Regions from separate parts of the Homo sapiens genome. Here region 2 is linked to region 1. Evidence: read pairs that join two places in POLR2A ChIA-PET (ENCODE). Cell type or tissue: OCI-LY7. All regions are shown on one strand. Each heading gives the region's core, and the rest is flanking DNA. Links, peaks and the distances in the headings are about the cores only. Region 1 holds the start of MYOZ3 (myozenin 3). Region 2 has its middle 9.3 kb from the start of NDST1.

Region 1 (8,000 bases), core at 1-8,000:
AAGTGAACAAATTTTTGTTTTACCTAATATCTAGTCCATATCCAAACTCTGCTAATTGTCTCCAAAACTGGGCACACTAAGTTTGAGGAGACTTGTAGGCATCTAAGTAGTGGTGCTGAGGAGGGAGATAGATGTGTGAATCTGGAGAAAACTGACCTGGAGGTGAAATGTTGGGCATCATGAGCTTTTACTGGTATTTACTGGTATTTGTTGTTGTTTTTCAATGAAGAACGTTACATTTATTTCTTTTCTCATAGTTGGAACTAGTCTTTACAGCTATTTAGAGGATTTTCAGGGTGATGGCTGTTCTTAGTAGTTTGAGACCCATCCCTATCCTTTGTGCGTTTCCTACCAGCCAAATTCAAACTTTCACGTTTGGCCAACAAAGGAAGCCTTTTGCAGGACAGAGGGGACAGAATGGTGAGGACCTTGGCAGGTGAGAGCCCTGTGTGGGCAGCACGGCCTGCCTAGTCCATCTCTAAAATCAGATACACATACGTTCATATTCCAGCTCCATAAATGGTATTTTAAGCTGGGAGGCTGGATGAGATCATAAAGAAATGAGAATAGGTAAAGAGGATCAGAGACGGAGCCTGGGGCCTCCAACATTTACAGTGAGGCGGTGAGGAGGAACCAAGCCAGGAGCCTGGGCAGGAGCAGCCCACAACATAGGAAGAAACTAAAGAGGATGGCATCCTGGAAATAAATGATGAAAGCATTTCAGGTATGATAGAGAGACTAACAGAGCCAAGTGCTGCTGATGTGTCAAGGAAGATGAGGGCTGAAAATCCACTATTATATTTAGCAATACAAGGTCATTGGTAATTTTCACTAAAGCAGTTTCTATGGAGTGTTTGGGTGTGAAAGCCTAACTGGAGAGGGTTCAAGAGAAAATGGACAGAAGAACAAGTTTAACCACACCATGAGGAAGCGATAAGCCAAATCCAGGACGCAGGACATTCTACAGGACAACTGGCCTGGTTTTTCAAACAAGTGAGTGACATGGAAAAAAGGGGCAGAGGGGTTGCTTTAGATTAAAGGAGATTTAGGAGCCATAGCAACCAAATAAAAACTGTGGCCCTTGTTTGGATGCTGATGAAAACAAACTAGAAAACTGAAGAAGGTTGAATACAGACCGCTTATTAAATGGTATCAAATCATTACTGCAAATTTTGTTCAGTATGCTAATATCTTTGTGGCATGTAAGGAAATGCCCTTTTATTATTTTGATGCATTCTGAAGAATTTGCGGGGTGAAATGACATGCTTTTTGGTATTAGCTTTGAAATTTAGGAATGAAGGAGGGACCATGTACTCCCTACTTGTATGTGTCTTTGGAAATTGACTAATAAAATGTCAAAAAGAGAGAAAGAGAGGATTGGTAAGAACAATATAGACAACTGCTTGGAAGAGTTGGGCTTTAAAGGATCCTGGCTACAGACAGCTATGGGATCAAGAGGGGTTTGTTTGTTTGTTTGTAAAAATGGAGAAATAACAGCATGTGCGTTAACTGACGGGAACATTTGACAATGCAATAGAGAGAGGGGAGAATTGCTGAAGGAATGTCCTTGAGCAGGAGTGACAGGAGAGCTGGGTTTCCAGAGCCCAGCCAGAGGAATTGGCACCAGGCAGGTATGAGGAGAGTCCATCCACCATATCAGAAAGGAAAACCACAAACACGGGTGCAGATGCAAGCAAGTAGACAGATGTGGCGGAGGATGCTTGCAGATGTTCTCTTCTGGTTACTCTATTTTTCTCAGTGGAATAAGAAGCAAGGTCTTTAGCTGAGAATGAGGTTGTGCAAGGAGGTATTGGAGGTTTGAGAAGAGGGGTTGCCAAAGTCATTAAGAGAGTAGCATGAGATAGTGAATGAACTAGGGAGATGGACATGGCTACCAGGCAGTACTGGGGGTCACTTGGGTGCTGTGATTCATGCCAGTCAATGGAATCCTAAATAGCTGTCTAAAAAGGACACTGATTTTTTTTTATTCTTTCAACGGACACATAAAGGACACTTTTTATGTGCTAAGAACAGAAAGAAATCCACTTATAGGCCGGGCGCAGTGGCTCACACCCATAATCCCAGCACTTTGGGAGGCAGAGGAGGGTGGATCACTTGAGGTCAGGAGTTCAAGACCAACCTGGCCAACATGGCAAAACCCCTTCTCTACTAAGAATACAAAAATTAGCCAGGCATGGTGGCGTGTGCCTGTAATTCAGCTACTTGGGAGGCTGAGGCACAAGAATCACTTGAAGGTGGAGGTGAAGTTTGCAATGAGCTGAGATCATGTCACTGTGCTCCAGTCTGGGCAAAAGAGTGAGATGCTGTCTCAAAAAAAAAAGAAAAAAAGAAATCCAGTATAAATTAATTGGAGGGGAAAGTAAGATTCAGAAGAATAGGTATTCTAAGATCCCATTTATATTATATATTATATAACTATATTTTATATATATGTGTGTGTATATATATATATATATATTTTTTTTTTTTTTTTTTGAGACAGAGTCTTGCTCTGTTGCCCAGGCTAGAGTGCAGTGGTGCAATCTCGGCTCACTGCAACCTCTGCCTCCTGGGTTCTAGTGATTCTCCTGCCTCAGTCTCGCAAGTAACTGGGACTATGGGCATGAGCCACCACGCACGGCTAATTTTTGTATTTTTAGCAGAGATGGGGTTTCACCATGTTGGCCAGGCTGGTCCCAAACTCCTGACCACAAGTGATCTGCCCGCCTCAGCCTCCCAAAGTGTTGGGATTACAGGTGTGAGCCACCGCGCCCGGCCCCCATTTCTATATTAAAAAATAAGTATGTGTTTTTGCATGCATTGAAAAATCTGCAAGGAGACATGCCAAGGAGACATGTCACCACAGCAGTGACCATGGGACATATAAAGGAGGAGGGTTGGAAATTGTTTACACTGTTTTGTTGTAACTGTTTTTAACAAGAAAGTGTACTGCCTACTTAAAAATATAAAAGAATAGTTATACCTAAATACATAATAAAGCACCCTCAGTATCATATTCTGAAATACTATACAGATGAGCTGAGCTCAATATTGTTCTTTTTTTTTTTTTTTTTTTAGACGAGTTTCACTCTTGTTGCCCAGGCTGGAGTGCAATGGCATGATCTCGGCTCACTGCAACCTCTGCCTCCCGGGTTCAAGCGATTCTCCTGCCTCAGCCTCCCGAGTAGCTGGAATTGCAGGCATGCACCATCACGCCTGGCTAATTTTGTATTTATAGTAGAGATGGGGTTTCTCCATGTTGGTCAGGCTGGTCTCGAGCTCCCAACCTCAGGTCATCCGCTTGCCTCAGTCTCCCAAAGTGCTGGGATTACAGGCGTGAGCCACCTCCCCCAGCTGAGCTCAATATTTAAAAAAAAAAAATGGCAGGCACAGTGGCTCACAACTATAATCCCAGCACTTGCAGAGGGCAAAGTGGGTGGATTGCTTGGGCCCAGGAGTTCAAGACCAGCCTGGGCAATATAGCAAGACCCTGTCTCTATTAAAAAATAAAAAAAGATAAAATCTATTTGACTGAGTATTTCTATTTCTAGGAATTTATTCTCGGGGAAAAAGTTGAATAAATATGTCCAAAGATACATGTATAAGAATGTTTATTGCAGTGGGGTTTAAAATTGTGAAAACTGGGACTCAGTCTCGTGGTGGATGCTGCCAGATGCCCCTTATTAGTGGCTAAGAGTTCACACCACCACCTTCTACAGAGAACTGCCAGTGGAATGGATGCTCCACAGCGCCCTTGCCTCAGGTGGGATGAATTCTGTGGAGCAATTCATGCTCGAGAGCTCCCCGCGGGGTCACACTGAACTGGACAGCCGCTGAGCCCACATCCTCGCTCAGCAGTACCCCACCCTAGGCTGCATTCCTCCTTCCCTTCCGAGAGCACGTTCTCAATAAGTCACTTGCACAAGGCTCCTCTGTTCTGCCCCGAAGGATCTCACCCCAGACAACCCTCATCAGGGGATGGTTAAACACACATGACGTGTCCAAACAGCAGAAAGCTGGTAAGCACGGGGAAGGAAGGCGTGAGATAAATCATACTAGGATGGAATGCTGCTAAATGAAAAAAAAAAAAAGCCAAAGAACATAGCATATAGTATTTAGCCCATGTGTATGTATGTTTATATAAAGACATTCATATATGAACAGAACAAGAATTTACATAAATATGTTAACAGTGGTTATCTCCAGATGGTTCCATTATGATGAACTTTCAAAGCCGTTCATGTCTGTTTTGTCTGAATTAAACAAATTTTTTTAATGTATGCCAAGTCAATGGCAAGTGAATTTTTTTTTTAAAAAGTGATGTATTATCATTGTAACCATGTAATAAAGAAACAGCTCTGAAGACAAAGAGACCTGGAGTCAAATTGCAGCTCTACCACCTACCAGATGTGATCACCTGCTCCTCTGAGCCTCAATATTCTCATTTCCAAAATGAGGAGAATATCTAACTTAGGGAGTTGTGGTGGGGATGAAATGACACAAAGCATAAAGGATACTTTTCTCTTAGCAAAGTATCTGCCACATAGTAAGCATGCAATGATGGTAAACATTTTTATAACTTTTACTTTACAGTGGCCGTCTTTAGGTAGTGAGATTATGAGATTTATTTTTTCTTCCTACTTTTGTTTCAAAATTGTCTTTAGTCAGTACCTTAGCAATAATCAACAAGTTATATATTTCAAGTCTTGTATCAATGATGTGTCTCCATATTTGGGGGTCTGTAATGAACTCCCCAAGAGAAAAGAGAATGCATTGCCTGACCCTTCTAGTTAGAGCGTCAGTACCCATAGAATGTGCATATTTCAGCTACAAAATCAGGGTAGGGGAAGAAACTGGACATCAACAAAAGGAGGCAAGAGCACACAAAATAGGTTAAAAGGATGCCACATATGAAGTCATGAAATATGACTGACTCCTTAGCACGCTGAAGGCAAATGCACAAGTCCTAACTTAGGTCCCCTGAGTCAGAATCCTCAGGAGTAGATGCTGGGACTCTGTATGCTTAACCAACATCAAATCATTATGATTCACAATAAAGCTTGAGAACTCTGACTTAGTTGAATTAATTTTTTTCTTTTTCTTTTTTTTTTTTTTTAGAGACAGAGTCTCCCTCTGTCACCCAGGCTGGAGTGCAGTGGCACAACCGTAGCTCACTATAGCCTCCAACTCCTAGGCTCAAACGATCCTCTTGCCTCAGCCTCCTGAGTAGCTGGGACCACAGGCATGTGCCACCATGCCTGGCTAATTTTTTTTTTTTGTAGAGATGGAGTCTCACCATGTTGCCCCGGCTGGTCTCAAACTCCTGGGCTCAAGCAATTCTTCCACCTCAGCCTCCCAAAGTGCTGGGATTAAAGGCATCAGCCTCTGTGTCCAGCCCCTAAATTAATTTTTAAAATACCTGAAATCCTCTAAAGTAGACCAAATAAACAGATTCCAAAATTGTATCAAGAGTTCCTCAAGAGGTCTTCTAAAATTGATAAAAATGAATTTAAACTTTTTTAATGAAATGATAAAAATGATTTACTCATTTGATGAATCAGCTTTAAGTAGAAAGTTTTGTATTCAAATGGGCAGCCTGCTCTTCCCACCCTGCTCCACTCTCTCGACTCCCCTGTCTTCCCACCCTACTCCACTCTCTCCACTCCCCTCTCTTAGCCATGGGGCCCAGCCATCCTGGGCCACCCAGAGGCCTCGGTGAGACCCACAGGAGTAATAGGCAAAGGCAAGTGTGTGCAGAGCTTGCAGCCACAGGTAGGGCTGGAGTTGGGACCAGAGTCTTCAGAGCTTAATTTGGGGCTGAGGTGAGGCCTTAGATGAAGCCAGGGCCAGGGTCATTTTAGAGCCAAGGCCCAGCCTGGGACACTCAGCCTCAGCTCCTGGGTCTGTGGACAGATGGGCAAGACCCCTCCCAGTGCCTCAGGGAAGCTTCCCAGCCTAGGCAGCAAATTCTACAGGCACTCCCTCAGAGCTGGCCTGGAGCTCACACCTGTCTGCCCAGGCCTGGGGCCAGCAGGCCAGAGTGAGTGCAGCCTGGGAGCAAGGAAATGATGGAGTCTGAGGAAGGCATGAGGCTAGAACCACCTTACCTGGTTCAGTGAGGTCCCCCATGGCAGCCATCACTGGCCCCTTCTGCTCCTTGGGGATCATCCTGTGGAGGAGAGACCCCCATAAATGGACCAGGCTGCCTCCATTTCTCCCCAGACCTCCTTCCAGTCTCTGGTTCACCCTGCCCCAGTCCTGAACAGCTTTAGGCCAGCCCCAAATCACAAGCAAGGGATGTCTGAGCTGGAAGGGACTTCAGGGTCTCCGTGCAGAGGAGACTGAGGCCCAGGGAACGAGAGGGAGGTGCTCAAGTTTGCACGAATCTATTTTCATGTTGCTAGGGAAGCACTGTCTCTTCAGGGGTGGTTTCTAGGGCCTTTTCCCAGCTCTGGCATCCTGATCAGAGGGAGAGTAGGTGCCAGGGGCATCCGGGTGGGGCAGGCAAAGGTCTCAGGCACTACTGTCATCGGTTGACCCAGGAGAGTCCTAGTCCAAGGCTGAAAGAAGTTGGAGGTTTAAGTTAGGGGAAGGGGGAGGATGGACTAGGTTGGGGTTACACTGGGGTCTGCAAGGCTGGTGAGCCCCTTTCATCCTTGGCACTTGGCCCTGACGCTTGAGGGCACAGGCTGGTCCAACCAAGCAGAGAGAACCATCCCCCGTCCTCCCCATCTCCCCGCTACTGGGCTAACTTCCGTGGTGTTCTCTTCTCCCTCGTCCCTTCTCTTCCTCCTGTTCCATCCCCCTATTTGTATCTCATGGCACTTTCAAAGAATCTTGGAAGAGATTTGCAAATAAAATGAGGTCCAGAGCCCTTAACTTGCCCAGGTACCTTAACTTGCCCTCTGGAGAAGAGGCAGAGCCCTTGAGCTCCTCGACTGACCACCCACCTGGGTACCCTTCTCCTTTGCCTCCAGGTTTTCCTATACTCCTTCCTTTAGAAAACAATCTGCCTTCATCTGTATCCCCAACACCGACAAGGGGCCCTGGGAGTCAGTGGGCACTGCATTGTGCAACTGGAGTCTAGTGGGTGTCCCTGGCTTTCTCTGTAACTGCGAACAAGTAGCTTTCCAGCTCTGCACCTCAGTTCCCCCATCTGTAACAGTAGGGGGTTAGGCTAAATCACAGAGATCCATGGATGGGCTTTAGGGTGTTCACAAACCCCCTAAAACTATACGTAAACATGAGTGTGTCTACATGCATTTGGGGTGAGGGTCATGGGATGATTGAGAATGCCTCGATCACAACCGTTTAGGATTCCACAGTCCACAGATCTGTTTCTTGATAAACACTCCCTTTACAGAAATTCACAGATGCTGGGAAGGGTCTCTCATTTTACAGAGAAGCTGCTTCCCTCTACTGCCTAAAAATCCCAAAGTCCTGAGCAGAGCCATTACCTATTCCCCACCTTTAATCCTAGCCACACCCTCCCCATTTAATGCAGGGTAACCTAGAGCTTAGAGTTCCTCTCCTCCCAAACCAGGATCGAGGCTTGCATGGGGCCCCAAACTCCCTAGATCCACTGCAGGGCCCTTCCTCTCCGGGGGAAGGAGCTCTGGGGATTGGCTCACCTCCTCTGCCCACTCCCCTGAGTTCCCCAAGCTCCCCTAGGATGCTGGTACCTGAGAGGATGGGACCACAATAGGCAGGAGGGAATCTTAGACCCTCAAGATTAACACCTCTGTCGGGAAGCTGAGAGTTGCGTGGCGTCCCTGTAGGCAGTCAGCGGTCAGCAGTCAGTAGGCAGCGAGCAGGGTGTCCCCTGCAGCCAGCTCTGGCTTCAGCTGATGAGAATCATTCCTGCCTTGCCATGGGTCACAGCCTTATTTCGGGCTGCAATAGGAGCTGGAGCCAGAGGCTAAAAGCACCAGACCCTAGGGAAGACAGGTGCCCTGGCAACAGGCCTGTGCAGACAGAGGGCTTGCACCCACGTGTACACA
Region 2 (15,886 bases), core at 3,957-11,956, 170 kb after region 1:
ACATGGAGGCGCAGCTGGCAGGGGGAGGGGGCAGAAGGTGGGGAGAGGTGGGGGCAAGTGGGCCCGGCTTTCTCTAGGACACAGACAACAGCTAGAGAACAGAAACGTGGAGCAAAAAGCACTGGGTGACCTACTTCACAGAGGCTCCTTTTAAAGAGGAATAGGAGGCCTCAGCGAGACTCTAAAAAGTACCTCGCAGGGGTCCAGAACAGTTCATGGGGCCAGGAGACCAGGGTTCCAGTCCTAGATCAGGAACTCACCCAGGACTAGGCTCAGGTGAGGCCCGCGAGGAGCCTTTTAGAAGGTGCTCACTGCCAGGTGCAGTGGCTCACGCCTGTCATCCCAACACTTTGGGAGCTCAAGGCAGGTTGACCCAGGAGTTTGAGACCAGGAGTTCAACACCAGCCTGGGCAACATGGCAAAACCCCTTCTCTACAAAAAAAAATTACAAAAATTAGACAGCGTAGTGGCGTGTGCCTATAGTCAGTTATATGGGAGGGCTGAGGTGCGAGGATCACCTGAGCCCAGGAGGTTGAGGCTACAGTAAGCCCAGATTGCACCACTGCACTCCAACCTGTGCGACACAGCTAGACCCTCTCTCAAAAACAAAGGTTCTTATTCTCCACAATGTGCAAGCACACAGCGGGCACCTCCTGAGACGCTGCACTTAGATGCCTCACTTGCCTCATCCTAGGCCCGGCCTTCTTACACAACCTGCCTGTGACCTCAGGCAAGTACCACTCCTTTCTCGGCCTCAGTTTGGTCACATAAAACAGAATCATGAAGCCAGGCATGGTGACACGAGCCTGTAGTCCCAGCTATTCAGGAGGCTGAGGTAGGAGGATTGCTGGAAGCCCGGGCATTCAAGGCCGCAGTGAGCTACAACTGCACTATGGCACTGCAGCCTGGGAGATACAGCAAGACCCCATCTCTAAAAAAAATAAAATTTTAAAAAACGAGTTAATTTAAAAAATTGAATCATGCCATATGATTCCATAGACCCTCCTAAATCTAAGCTGGGTTATTCTGTAGGGAGCATAACCGACCTCTGCAGCAAATCCCCGAAATGGGCACAGTGGCCCCAGCTTCCTGCCATCGATAACCTGTCAGTCACCACGTTGTCAGTGACCACGTTCCAGGCAGAATACACATTATACAACCACCTGATGCCATTATGTTCTGGGCTCTTTGTTAAATGCTTGGCCTCTACTTGATCATGGCCTCATTTTACAAATATGGAGCCTGAGGTCCACAGAGATTAAGCAACTTGCTTAAGGTCCCTGTTGGGAAGTGCTTAGCTGAGATTCGAACCAGCATCTGTCTGGTTCTTAATCCCCACATTCCATGGCATCAGCCACAGATAACAGAAAACCCACCAGGGCTGGGGAAATGCCATCAGCTCTTTGCACCTCCCACATTTTCTAGCATATAATGCCGGGGCTAATGTGAAGGCAGGCTGGTGGACAGCCGGGAGCAGGTAGGCAGGGATGGGGAAGTCCGTGTGGGCACTAAGCATTCCACAGATGAACCAGCCTCCAGCCCGGCCAGCTGCCCACCACTGTGGTTACAATGCCCTCATCGCCATCAGCACACCACAGCCACCGCTGTGCCATTTTTAAATCATTACACAGATGCAAAGCATTTTCACAGGCATTGCTGCGGTATCACATGCCAACTTTATTAAAGTATAGCAGGGATTTCTTCCCCCTTTCTCAGAAAAGGAAAGTGGGGTTTCCAGAGGATAAGTGGCTTCCCAACACGCACACAGGAACACAATGTTTGAGATGAACTTGGAGCCCACATCCTCTGCCTCCCAGTCCAAGCTTGGGTCTACTCCTCCATGCTCACGACTTTCCAGTTCAACCAACTGATGGGCCTTTGGGACAATGATGACCATTTCTGAGAGTTTACTTGGTACCAGGTGTTGTACTCTGCATTTCACACGTTATCCCATTTAACTGTCCTGACATTCCTATCAACTAAGTATTGCTACTGTTTTCATTTCACAAAGACAGCAGCTCAGAAAAGTAGGGTATCATGCCCAAGGTCACCAGGCCAGGAAGGGGCAGAGCTGGCATCCAAACAGAGTTCAGACTGGCTCCAGAGCCTGGGGCCTAAACCTCATGCTGCACAGCTCTGTCGGGGAGACTCTGTCACGGGCAGTCAGTGGAGGGGACAGGAGGTAGACACATCAAATAGTGTGTGCATCTGGCAGATTATGGCAAGATTACGATAATGGAGGACAAACAAAGCTCTTAGGGAGCCCACAAGAGGGAGGTTGTTACAAACGTCCAGGCAGAAGGCCAGGAGTCTGTGCAGAGGACACGGAAACAGAGGGGAGTGGCAGATATGAGGGAGGCGGCCTTGTGAGACCTTGGTCAAGTGCCTTGCTCTCTCCAGACCTCAATTTACCAAGCTGTTAAGAAAAGTCCTTGGAACATCTCCAGAACCCCCACCATCCCTGAAGACTCCTGGGCCCTGGGAAAATAAGCAATGCCCGGTGACAGCCTGGCTATGAGCCCTGGGGACTCTGAAATGTCCTTGGCTGTCCTGGCACAGCTCAACTGCTGGGAAACAGGCTTGCAGAAGCAGAGGGCTTGGCTGGCATGCCTGGGCACCAGTGAAGTGTGGGTTCTGAAGGGGCCACATTCCACCCATTGTCAACCTCTCCACGGCTCTGCTGGAGCAAGCACCACCCAGCCTGGATGCAGACCAGAAACCGAGGTCACTCCCAGTGTCCAGTGGACTGCCACTCCAGGATCCGCCTGACCCATCAGCCCTGTCCAGAGCCCTACCTACACGTAAATTAAGTCCCTTTGATGTCACACACCCCCAAAGCCCTTCCCTCACATTTCCCTAAGGCTAGCCACTGGGATATAGAGACAAGGGGTCCTATAGGAGGCCTTAAGGAAAATGACCACCCCACCCCAAGGGACCTGTGCAAAACAGAGGCTGCCCATGCCAAGCCAATGAAGACCCTTGGCTAGGGAAAGGAAGATGGTCCATTAGGGCCGGCCCGCAGCTCTCACTCTGGAAGGTGGAAGGGGCTCTTGGACTTGCTAAGAAAACTCAGCCCAAGTCTCCACACTCACAGCTGCCCCATCAAACCACATGCCTGGCATGCTCCTATTCAATAACCTCCCACGGTTCCTCCCACTCACTAGGCCAAGCCCCTTACCTGCCTGCCTGCATGGGTCACTGTGAGCAGAGGCCTTGGTTTACTAGGTGTGCTATATGCCAGGGCCTTGCTAAGTGCTTTATTTTTTTGTTTGTTTATTTTTTTGAGACAGAATTTCACTCTTGTTGCCCAGGCTGGAGTGCAATGGCACAATCTCGGCTCACCACAAGCAACCTCCACCTCCCAGGTACAAATGATTCTCCTGCCCCAGCCTCCTGAGTAGCTGGGATTATAGGTGTGTGCCACCGTGTCTGGCTAATTTTGTATTTTTAGTAGAGACGGGGTTTCTCCATATTGGTCAGGCTGGTCTCGAACTCCTGACCTCAGGTGATCCACCAGCCTCAGCCTCCCAAAGTGCTGGGATTACAGGCACGAGTCACTGCACCTGGCACTAAGTGCTTTATGGACATTTCCTCATTCAACCTCACAGTAACCCTGTGAGGCAGGTACTATCACTGGCCCATTTCTACAGATGAGAAAATTGAGGCTCAGAGAGGTTATGTTACTCGTCCACAGTCTCACAGCCAAGCAGCAGGCAAGGATTCATGCCCATGCCTGCCTGACCCCAAGCCCAGATTCTTAACCACTGTGCCATGTGGCCTCCTCAAATGCTCCCTGCCACCCTCAGAACCCTGGGGCCACCTCAACCCTTCTCCATACAGGAGGGGAAACCAAGGCAAAGAGCTCTGTTGGTAGCAGAGCCAGGATAAGGCCTGAACCTCCACCCCACCCTTCCGCCCCCAACCTTGCCTACCCCAGAAGGAACTCCCTGTCAGGAGGCATGCCAGGCAGAAAGGCTAGGACCATCACAGTGACAATGAGGCTTCAGAATCTGCCTTTTTCCTCGTCCAAAAGGAAGAGAAAAGCAGAGGGAGGTTTGCAGAGAGAGAAAAGGACATGAAGGGACCAGGAAACATTTGTTCTCACAGAACAGACTCCTAGCATTGGGGCCCCTCACACAACCCCTGTTGCTGTTCCTGACAGCAACAGGAACATGCAGGACCCAGCACCCATGTGCACCATGCCCCTCCCCCACCAGCATAGGCCCCACCCCAGCACAGCTGACCCCAAATCTTAATTGCTCTTCCCAAACCTGCTTGTCCCACAGCCTTCTCTGTCTTGGTAAATAGCAATACTGTCCAACTGTCCTTCCAGTTCCTCAAGCCAGAAACCTTGCGGTCAACACTCTATTCTCACACCCCACATCTAATCCATCAGCAAATCCCATCAGCTCATCCTGCAAAATAAATCCAGAACCAACCCCTGGTTGCTCCCCCGCCGTCCCCACCCACCACTGACTCGCCCAACCTCTCTCGTGGCAAGACTGCAGCAGCCTCCCAGCTAGTCATCCTGCGTCCACCCTCACCCCCAGCAGTCTCTCTAAAATGTGTACCCAAACCAGTCAGTCCTCACATCGGGCCCGCCAGCAGCTTCCCCTCCACTCAGACTCAAACAACAAAGTCCTCCCCATGGCCAAGAGGCCCTACCTGTCTCCACATGCCCTCTGGCCCCTCTCCTCCACCATCCTCTCATTCTTTCAGCCCTGCCTCTGGCCACCCATGCCCTCCAGTTCCAGCGCCTTTGCCCTGCAGCTCCCTCTGCCTGGAAAATTCTTCCCTCAATTTCCCGTGGGCCACCCTCCCGGAGTCTACTGCCCCTCACCAGGGACCATCCTGACCACCTGACATGGCTGGGTCACTCCCCCAAATCACACTCTTGACCCACAAGCCAGTTTTATTTTTCTTCCAGGCACATCTCACCACCTGACAGTGAGCTTGTTGGGCTGTTCATTTCATCCCACCACTCAAATGTCAGCCCCACGTCCAAAACAGGGTCTCCATGTGTTTTGTTCACTGCTGCATCCCAGTTCTAGAAAAGAGCCTGGACCAAAGTAGATGTTTAATACAAATATACTGAATGAGGGACTATTGTCTCCCTCATCTGAACACACAACTTTAGGCTTACACAGCCCCTACAGACCAGGGGCTAGAGGCTGATACAAGACTCAACCTGGGCCAGCTAAAACCCTGAGGGTTTTCGCCTGGCCAGTTCCCAGCCAAATTCCCAGTCCTGTTCTAGTCCAATTGACTGCTTGGACCAATGGATGACAAGACTTTACGTTTGTCCCTGTCCGGTGCCTTTTCCTCTCCTTTTGGCCATGAGGGAGAACTTCTGAGTCCTGACAGTTGGGCTGCCAGAGGGAATGTGGACTGGACCGCCGCCACCCACCTTCATGGCCTTTCCAGCATCCATCCAAGGCTGCCTACCCCATGCTCCCAGCAAGAGGAGGCAGAGGAGGGAGGCTGGTGCTACGCTTGCCCTTTTCCTGTGGTCAGCAGGAGGACTATCAGAAGGAAGCTTTGTTCTCAGAATGAAGAGCACGAAGCCCAGTGTCAGGCGGAAGCGGGCACAGAGGCAGCTGTCCCATCAGATAGTTTAAGGAAAGACAAAACAACAACAACAAAAAATGGGATGGAGAATGTTTGAGGGGTAATTTGCACACCCAACCGGTTTCATGCCTCCGGGGTGGCTGTGACGATGGTTCATTTTTCCAGGCTCTAACTAGGTCGTCATAGACAATCAGATGATTGTCCCAGCTAGATGATCTGCCACTGCCCCTGCAGAGGGAGGTGGAGATGGAAGAGTGTGGCCTTGCCTGGCATTGGAAGACCTGGGGTCCCAGCCCAGCTTTCCACCCACTCAAGTGACATTAGGAGAGTGTCTTCCCTCTATGTACCTCAGTTTACCCGGCTGTAAATGGCTTGTTCATGCCTGCACTTGATGTTTCAGCCTGCCTGCCACAGGACCACACAGCAGGAGAGCCCCTCAGCCTGTGGCCAGGTCACTGGGCCACCCAGGCCAGGCTTTCCCTGTGGGGCCTGATACCAGGGGCACAGCACTTGCCCACTTTGAGCCAGGCTTTCAGTCTGCCTCCTCTCCTGACCTGTTCCCTAATGTGAATGTGAAACTCCTCTGGGCCTGGCTAGGGTGGGGCCAGGACTGGCAGCCCTCACCCCACCCAGACACTGGCACCTGCCCCAATCCACTCTGTGTTATCCTCTCCAAGGATAGCTCACATTGCACTCAGCCACGACAACTGGGGAAGCCCAGAACATTGGCACAGGGGGCAAAAGAGTAGCCCAGAGAGAGAAAGGGGCATGGTTAATGTCGCCCAGCACAACAGCCACCCAAGGCTCCTCCCTACCAGCCCTGGGCTCCATGCACTAAGACAGTCCTTAAAGAGTGGTCTATAGACCCCCTGGTCTGAATGTTCTCAGGATGGGGAGGCTACACCCTAGAATGAAAGAATCAGAGCAGGAGGCAGCGGGTGGGGGCAGCAATCTGCATGCATTTTTGCAAGCTTCCCAGGTTTTTCCTGTAGCCAGAACAATTGCAACCTCTCAGCTAAGACCTCTTCCAGGAGAAGACATCTTAGCAGGCCCCAGGGAATACTTAAGATTTCAATTGAATGAGTTAAATAAACCTTGACGGGACAGACAGTTGGACAAGGGAGCTGTCGGATAAAGCAACATACTCTAGGAGGAGAAAGCACAGAGAGGCCCAATGGAGAAGAAGCCCAGGCCAGTAAACATCTGAACTGGTCCACACCCCTCTTCACCCTGCTGGCCTCAGCACACAGAGGTCTGGACCTGATATCCTCTGAAGGCTGCTGAGCACAGTCCTCCCCTCCCTAAACTCCTCCAAGCCCACCATGAGAGTAAGACCTGGTGACAGCTGCAGGTGGATGCTCCTCTCCTTGGTTACACTGCAGGGTGGGGCCCGCCCTTTCAGGGACTGTTATCTGCAGCTTAAGAAGCCGCCTGGGTCAGTGGCTACGCAGGCAGAGCTTATCTTGGGGGAGGATTCGAGGGTCACAGAGCAGGCTGACCCAGAGGCCTCTAGCAAATGGAACCTTCACAGCTGGAGGGATAGACCATGGCCACACCTGCTTTCACACAGGAAGCACTTGTTATGCTCCTACTGGGGAAACCGTCCTGAGCCTAAGCATGATGCTCCAATGCTTCCATGCTTCGAGGGACACAAAGGTGATTCAGCCCACAGCCCTTACACCCGCTGCCTTAGAAGAGCCCACAAAGGAACAAGGTAGGAGAGAAAGTGGTTCATAGCTTAAGGACAGGGTTGCAAACTCAGATGCCTCCAGTGACCAGAAAGATCATGTAAGCATATGAAATGGCTGGCTGGGGATGGGGTGAAGTGTACATGCCTCACCTCCAGCAATGACCCCTGGAGAATGTAGGCTCAAGGTTTTCCTGTCTTCCAATTTTTGAAATAAAGCCAGAAGTCTGAGTTTTTATGTAAAACCTCTGGTTGGCAACCAGCTCAATATTTGGCATGGACCAAACAAAATCTGCCCATAGGGCAAATGTGGCCTGCCAGTTTGTGACCTCTGTTTTCTTAAAAGGGACAGAGAACACACTGTGGAGCTCAGTAGAGGCCAACTTCCCTGCAGCTGAGGTACCTTGGAAGGCTTCCTGGAAGAGAAGGCATTGGTGCTGGGCTGCAAGGATGGAGAAGGCTCTTCTGGGGAAGGAATCCTGGATAGGGAGTGGGGTGTACCTCTAGAACTTCAGAGGCCATAGGCAGGAACATCCTGTCCCTACAACCTGGCAGGCTGGACCAAGAGCCCAAGTCATCTAGACTCCTGTGTTTCCTCCCCAAAAAGGAGGCATGAAGCAGGCATAGAGGTATCAGTTTAGTGCTGTCCCCAGGTAGCGGGAGGAGGGGCCGCCAGCCCAGCAAACCTCTGGACTAAACTAAATCAATTGGTGGCAGAATAGCAAGGGTCCAATTTCATCCCTGGAGCTTGAGGAACAGGTCAGCTAACGACAGCTCCGTGGGGGGAAGGGAGAGAAAGAGACAATGGAGGGACAAAAGGAGGTTGAGAATCGTGCCCTGCCTGGCCAGACCCGGCTGGTTACATAACCCTGCCTCAGGACAAAGCCAGGGAGGGCCTGGGCTAGGGAGTCCCAGAATGCAGAAAGGGTTTCCCCTACCTCCCCTGCCCACCCCTGCTCTCTAAGCTGGTCCTGCAGCTCCTAGAAAGCCCAGCACAGAGTGCGGAGCCAGGGGTGGAGACTAAGACCCCAGGATCAGACACTTACAAGATCACTCAGCAAATTCATAGCAGAGCTAGAACTACCAACAGCAAACTTTTACCAAATGATTACTTTGTACCAAGCACGAGGTAAGTCCTTTACAAACATTAACTTACCTAAAAGTCTAACTATAACACCATGAGATAAATACTGTTATTGCCATTTTACTGAGGAAGCACAGACAAAGTAACTTACCCAATGTCACACAGCTCCTAAGTGGAGGTGCCAGCTCAGAAGCCAACAGCCCGTCTCCAAGACCACACCCTGACCCAGGATGCTACACTGCCACCAGGCTACTTTCTATTTGCACCACGCTGCCACCATTTCTCAAGCCCGCAGTGCACACGGCCCCGTCAGCACTCCACAGGGACACCCAGCCTTCTGATGATCTGATGAAACCAACAAACTCTTTCTTCAGAAAAAGAAAACACAGAAATGCCTACAACTCACTGCACCTTTGGGGGCTCATGGACCCCTGCACTGGTGGGAATGGACAGGTCACGATCACAGGATACTCAAGAGACAGGAGGTAGCAGAGGGAGCCGACTCCCTCAGGTCCCCTGGGCCTCCTCATATCAGCTTTCATCCACAGGCGTGGGCATGGATCGGTGCTCAGGGCCTCGTCATCCCTTCGGGGCCGGGAGAACAGAATGAATCACGGCACACAATGGCCTGCGCCTCTGTATCCACTGGGTGTGACTCACAGCTCCCAGCTGCTGGGCAGACGGTGCACAGCTGGGCCTGGCATCTGGATGAGGGTGGCATTACCAGGTGTACCATCTCAGCCTTCTCCCCACCAGTGGGCTCATCTTGCCCAAGACCAGACCTGGCCTTATCCTATCCCCAGCAGCAATGAGCATTTTGAAGGGAACCCCTCATCAGTGACCGCCCAGCCCCCATGCCAGCCAGGTCCCAGGAGGTGGTAAGTCAAGATGGACAGCCTCTTGCAACACATAGGAAGATCCAAGACCTCGGCTGCCTCACTGTGTGACCTCAAGCAGGCCCCCCACCTCTCAGCCTCCATTTCACCAACTATAAAGTGAGGAGACTACTTGATCGAGTCCTTCCCAGCTCCAAAGCCCTGAATCTATAAAAACAGCACCTAATGGCCAGGCGTGGTAGCTCATGCCTGCAATCCCAGCACTTTGGGAGGCCAAAGCAGGCAGATCACCTGAGGTCAGGAGTTCGAGACCAGCCTGGTCAATATGGTGAAACCCCGTCTCTACTAAAAATACAAAAAAAATTTAGCTGGGTATGGTGGCACACACCAGTAATCCCAGCTATTCGGGAGGCCGAGGCAGGAGAATCGCTTGAACCCGGGAGATGGAGGCTGCAGTGAGCCAAGATCGCGCCACTGCACTCCAGCCTGGGCAACAGAGCAGACTCTGTCTCAAAAAAATATAAAAATTTAAAAAAACAAAAAAACAGCATCTGACAAGCTTCACAGAGTGCTGGGATCCTGCCTTCAGAAAGTTACACAAACATCCTTCAGAGAAACAAAAGTCAAACTTAAAGCCTGTATTTTTTTTTTCTAAGGATATCAAGAAGCCCTTTTTAACTTCCCTCATCCCACCTCCATTGTTCCAAATATCCTCTCAGGGCCCAGAAAATACATTTGGTTTCCGTCTGGGGTTTGGGCTTCTTGGTGCTCTTCCTCTTGGAAGTTGCCCCACCCCTTCTTGGCAGTGTCTTCACAAGGCACCTTCATCTCTACCCCCAGCACTGCTCTGGGCCACCCTGAGGGCGACAGCTACTCCGCCTGCCAAAGAAGGGGTGGGGTAGGGACAGGTTTTGGGAAACAAACCCCTTCCTGGTTGGAACTGAAACAATTCTGGATTCTGGCCTCAACAGTAATTCTGACCCCCTGTGTGGCCGTGGGTGAGTCCCTGCTCCACTAGGCCTCAATCCCCTAAATGTGAAGTGAAGGGGTTCCTGTGTCAGACAAAGACTGCCCACCCTTGGGCTCCTGGGCAGCAGCTTGGGGACACCGAGGCACGAAAAGACAGCAGAGTGGACAGTGGGCTCTGATCTTGAATCTCACATCCCCTCTTGTTAGAACCAAAGGAGATCTACTCTTTTTGCTGTTTGAGACAGGGTCTCACTATGTTGTCCAGGCTGGTCTTGAACTCCTGGGCTTAAGCAACCCTCCTACCTCAGCCTCCCGAGTAGCTGGGATTTCTGGCACATGCCACCATGCCCAGTTAGAGATCCACTTTCATCTCTCTGATTTGTTCTTTTGCCCTAGCAGTGGAACCTTGAACTCACTACTGAATCTCTGAGCCTCAGACAGCCCATCCACAAAACAGGAGAACAACAATGTCTGCAGTGGAAGCCCCAGCTTGGAGGCTGGAGCCCTAACCACCCCAACACAATCCCATCCACCTTCCTCCAAAGCATAATTCACTCATTTGACAAAATATATATTTGGGGACATCTTTAGAAAATCACCGTAAGTTGTGCCTATGATACAAACACTCCATGACAATCCCCTACTGCTCTCCTTCCAATGAGATCATGCCTTTAAGCACTCTATATATCTCCACAGAATTCTTAGATCTATCCTTTTATAGCTGTGTGGCCTCAGTATTTTCATCTATTAAGTGGGGACAGTAATAGTGATGATACTGCCTACCTATAGGATTGTCCTGGGGATTGCTTCTGATGAGGTGACATGGAAGTGCCCAGCAAGCATTTATAAGCTGTCAATAAATGTGAGCAGCAATTATGATCATCATCATTAAAATTATTAAGGCCGGGCACGGTGGCTCATGCCTGTAATCCCAGCACTTTGGGAGGCCGAGGCGGGCAGATCACTCGAGGTCAGGAGTTCGAGAACAGCCTGACCAAAGTGATGAAACCCCGTCTCTACTAAAAATACAAAAATTAGCCGGGCGTGGTAGCAGGCGCCTGTAATCCCAGCTACTCAAGAGGCTGAGACAGAAGAATTGCTTGAACCCGGGAGGCAGAGGTTGCAATGAGCCCAGATCGCGCCATTGCACTCTAGCCTGGGCAACAAAAGTGAAACTCCATCACAAAAAAAAATAAAAAATAAAAAAATAAAATTATTAGGCCGGGTGCAGTGGCTCACGCCTGTAATCCCAACACTTTGGGAGGCCGAGGCAGGTGGATCATGAGGTCAGGAGTTCAAGACCAGCCTGGCCAATATGGCAAAATGCTGTCTCTAGTAAAAATACAAAAATTAGCTGGGCGTGGTGGCGTGTGCCTGTAGTCCCGGCTACTCGGGAGGCTGAGACAGAAGAATCACTTGAACCCAGTAGGCAGAGGTTGCAGTGAGCTGAGATCGTGCCACTGCACTCTAGACTGAGTGACAGAGCAAGACTCCGTCTCAAAAAAAAAAAAAAAATTATTGAGGCCGGGCGCGGTAGCTCAGGCCTGTAATCCCAGCACTTTGGGAGGCCAAGGTAGGTGGATCACTTGAGGTCGGGAGTTCGAGACCAGCCTGGCCAACATGGTGAAACCCCGTCTCTACTAAAAATACAAAAATTAGCCAGGTGTGGTGGCACACATCTGTAATCTCAGCTACTTGGGAGGCTGAGGCAGGAGAATCGCTTGAACCTGAGAGGCAGAGGTTGTAGTGAGCCAAGATCACTGCATTCCAGCCTGGGCAACAGAGTGAGACTCTGAAAAAAAAAGGAAAGAAGAAAGAAAGAAAAGAAAGAAAAGAAAGAAAAGAAAAGAAAAGAAAAGAAAGAAAGAAAGAAAGAAAGAGAAAGGAAAAGAAAAGAAAAGAAAAGAAAAGAGAGAAAGAAAGAAAGAAAAAGAAATTATTGAGATGCTGACTGGGTGCGGTGGCTCATGCCTGTAATCCCAACACTTTGGGAGGCCAAGGTGGGAGGGTCGCTTGAGTTCAGTTGGATTCCAGCCTGCACAACATGGTAAAACCCCATCTCTACAAAAAATACACACAAATAAATAGCTGAGCGTGGTGGTGCACACCTATAGTCCCAGCTACTCAGGAGGCTGAAGTGGGAGGATCCTTTGAACCTGGGAGGCAGAGGTTGCCGTGAGCCAAGATCGCACCACTGCATTCCAGTCTCAGTGACAGAGTGAGACCCCGTCTCAAAAAAAAAAGGAAAAAAATTATTGAGATGCTTAAAACCACTGGATTGATAGCAGTTAAGGCCACTCAGCCCCCTCAGACTACATATGGCCATTGTAATCGCATATGTGTGCACCCACACCACACACACGTGTGCATATACACACCTAAGCACACTATACTTTTTTTTTTTTTGAGATGGAGTCTTGCTCTGTTGCCCAGGCTGGAGTGCAGTGGCAGAATCACGGCTCACTGCAACCTCCACCTCCCAGTTTCAAGCGATTCTCCTGTCTCAGCTTCCCAAGTAGCTGGGATTACAGGCACCCATCACCATGCCCAGCTAATTTTTGTATTTCAGTAGAGATGGGGTTTCACCATGTTGGCCAGGCTGGTCTCAAACTCCTGACCTCAGGTGATCCACCCGTTTTGGCCTCCCAAAGTGCTGAGATTACAGGCATGAGCCACCACGCCCGGCCCTAAGCACACTATTCTTTAAGGCAGAGCCCATGCTCTCTGCCCAACCCCTGCCCTGGCCCCAGCCCCAGAAGAGAGCTGCCATGTCTCTGGCACCCAGGCTTGCAACCCACAAAATCTCCCCTGCTCTTCCAGCTCCCCAATCCTGCCTTCCTCATGTTGCCCCAGCACTGGCTCCTATAATCATGTTGGGGTTCTGTTGTATCCCATCATTGTGTCACGAGATTGTTTCCTGGGGGATAGGGAGCTGTTACAAGATGGGGGCTCCTTGAAAACAGGGTGGTGAGAACCTGGGCTTTACTCTGGGTCCCCCACATCTGCTGGGTGACTGAATAGGCTGAAAACAAGAGAGCCCAAGGAAACAGGCATCAGTTTTTTTTTTTAATGATCTATCCTAGTATTTCTTAAAATTCAGCACGCGGCCAGGTGCGGTGGCTCATGCCTGCAATCCCAGCACTTTGGGAGGTCGAGGTGGGCAGATCACCTGAGGTCAGGAGTTCGAGACCAGCCTGGCCAACATGGTGGAACCCTGTCTCTATTAAAAATACAAAAATTAGCTGGGCATGGTGGCAGGCATCTGTAATCCCAGCTACTTGGGAGGCTGAGATGGGAGAATCACTTGAACCTGGGAGGCAGAGGTTGCAGTGAGCCGAGATCACACCATTGCACTCCAGCCTGGGCAGCAAGAACAAAACTTTGCCTCAAAAAAAAAAAAAAAAAAAAAAAAAAAAATTCAGCATGCATTAGAATCAGCGGGAAGGTTCTTAAAACAGATTGCTGAATCCCACCCTCCAGGATATCTAATTCAGCAGGTCCAGTATAGAGCTAGATAATCTGCACTTCTAACAAGTTCCCAGGTAACGCTGACGCTACTGATCCAGAACCCAACTTTCAGAACCACTGACTTAGCCTGCAGGTGGATCAGGAAGAGCTTCCATGAATAGATGGTGCTTACACTCACAGAAGCATTAGCAGGAGTTGCCCGGGCATAAGGAGAGGGGGAGGGAATGAATGCAGGCAGAGGATGCAGCATGAGTAAAGGCCCTGCTATGACAACACTCATTTCTCCTCATCTGGCCTCTGCCTGGGCAGGTCATACTTGCAAGGCTGGTGGTGTAAACCAGAGGTGGCTGCCGTGCAGCGATGACTATAGCAAACCTCCACCTAATGCCACCCTGGGACCTGCCCAGACAGGCCGATCCCTTGGACAGCCTAGGATGATAAAAATCCAAGCCCTCCCTCGTGGAGCCAGACCTCAGGTCTGAACGAGGCCATCCCCACCACTTCTTCATCACATGAGCTCCAGGATTCTGCTTCCACCTCCAGAAACAGGGAGCTCGCTCCCTGCAGACACAATCCCTTCCATCTTGGCTTGCTCTAATTTTTTTTTTAAGTCTCCTCATTACACTGAGTTGAAGTCAGCCTCTCCTGGCCCATCTACCCATTGGATTTGCCCTCCAGCACCTCACACAAGTCTACCTCCTCTGGCCAGAGCAACCCCTCAGAAAGCAGCGGGCCCTGACTGTAATCCCCTGGGACTAAACTTCTCCAGGCTGGCCACCTACCTCTCTAAGCCTTGCTTGCTACATCTGCTAAAAGGGAATAATAATAGTGCCTATCTCTCATTGCTGTTGTGAGGATTAAATGAACTCCTTAGTTAATAATATCAACTACAATAATAACGATAATTCACATAGATTGGGCTCACAGTGTGTTATCTTTCTAAATCCTGTCAGATGGGGATAATTATCATCCCCTTTGTACAGAGGAAGAGCTAAACAGCTTGCCCAAGGTCTCACACATAGGAAGCAGCCCAGCAGGGACCTGAACACAGGCCACCTGGCTCCAGAGCCTGGCTCTCAACCTTTGCTCTGTCTGGATCTTCTAGTCACCTGCCCCAAGACCAAGCCCATGTCACCTGTCTCTGCCGCCATCCTCTCCCCCTTCCCAGGCAAAGTGAGACTGGGTGGGAGGCCTCCAAAAGCTCCAGCCCATGCAGTCTGGGGTACGGGTCCCTGGTTACGAGGACAGCCACAGGGCCGCCAGCCCAGCGGGACCTTCTCAGCCAGCCCAATTTATCTGGTGTAATCTTTAGACATCCTTCAACATGGTCACCAGGGAGGAGATTGAGCCCATGGAACTTGAGCACCTTAGGCTTGATGACAGGAAGGAAGAAGAAAAACAGAGGCATAACAAAGAAAAGAAATCCTGTCCAGCTTCCTAGATGAAACCAGATGTTCCCACATACCATGCAAATTGCTCTATCTCTCCAGGCCTCAGTTTCCTCATCTGCACATGCCATCTCAGGCCATTAGGCAGAAAGTTCAGAAACTCAAATTCCAGGGATTCTTTCTCTCATCTCTAAAAGGACAGATCCCCTCTAGCTACAAACAATAATTATAACAACTGTTATCTTTGAACAGCTTCTACTTACTGCACACTTACTATGTCAAAGCACTGATTTCCTTAACCTCCCTAACAAAACAGAACTATTATTATCCCCATTGTGAAGTTGAGGAAACTGATGTCCAGGGAAATTTAGGTAATTTACCCTAGATCATGCAGCTAGTAGTAGCAGAATGGTGATTTGAACCCAGGACTTTTGATTCCACTCTACAACACTGCCCACCCCCATTGGAAAGCGGTCATGTGCAGCCCCTGCCTCCAGAGTACAGAGCCTAGAGGAGATAAGACTTGTCTTTAGGAAGCTAGAGTTCAAAGCTAAGAGCTGAAGGGCCCATGAGAGGTCCAGGTAACAGGTTCTACACATGTAAAGGAGGGAGCAGGCAATGCCAGCTCTGGAGAATTAGGGATGGCTACATGGAAGAGGTGACCCTGGAGCTGTGTACTGGTAGGGAGGATTTTAGGGTGAGCAAGGGGAAGTGACTGGAGTGCAGCATTTTCACCATGAGCAGATTTGTAGAGGTAGGAGGGGCCAGGAGCACAGCCAGAGAGAGGGAAAGAGGCCAGTTCTGCTTGAGAGTTGAGGGGGAGTGGGAGAGGGGGCCCTGCAGTCACACAGCAGGCACTTCCCATACATTGCCCTCAAATAAACAA

What was found. ChIA-PET counts read pairs that join two places held together with the same protein. Peaks named below come from ENCODE experiments on the same cell type or tissue, not always from the same donor. Only the 100,000 strongest peaks of a DNase experiment are listed, where the experiment ranks them.
Region 2: POLR2A ChIA-PET joins it to region 1 with 10 read pairs; 3 of 35 experiments call an interaction of 5 or more read pairs at or near these places.

The regions. Positions count from the first base shown.
Region 1 is chr5:150,661,110-150,669,109 of GRCh38, reverse strand. MYOZ3 (myozenin 3) reads right to left here and starts at 7,859. Exons shown (of 7, transcript NM_001122853.3): 1 at 7,683-7,859; 2 at 6,108-6,169. The coding sequence starts at 6,168. MYOZ3-AS1 (MYOZ3 antisense RNA 1) reads left to right here. Exons shown (of 4, transcript NR_186487.1): 3 at 838-993; 4 at 3,079-3,596. In OCI-LY7, for the core only: no CTCF peak of the experiment used is centred there; no DNase peak of the experiment used is centred there.
Region 2 is chr5:150,490,844-150,506,729 of GRCh38, reverse strand. It overlaps a transcript of NDST1 not described here. Among named protein-coding and RNA genes, the nearest start is that of NDST1, 9.3 kb to the left of the region's middle. RefSeq lists enhancers at 4,139-4,697, 4,698-5,258, 13,521-14,142 and a silencer at 7,909-8,203. In OCI-LY7, for the core only: no CTCF peak of the experiment used is centred there; a DNase peak (open chromatin) is centred at 7,089.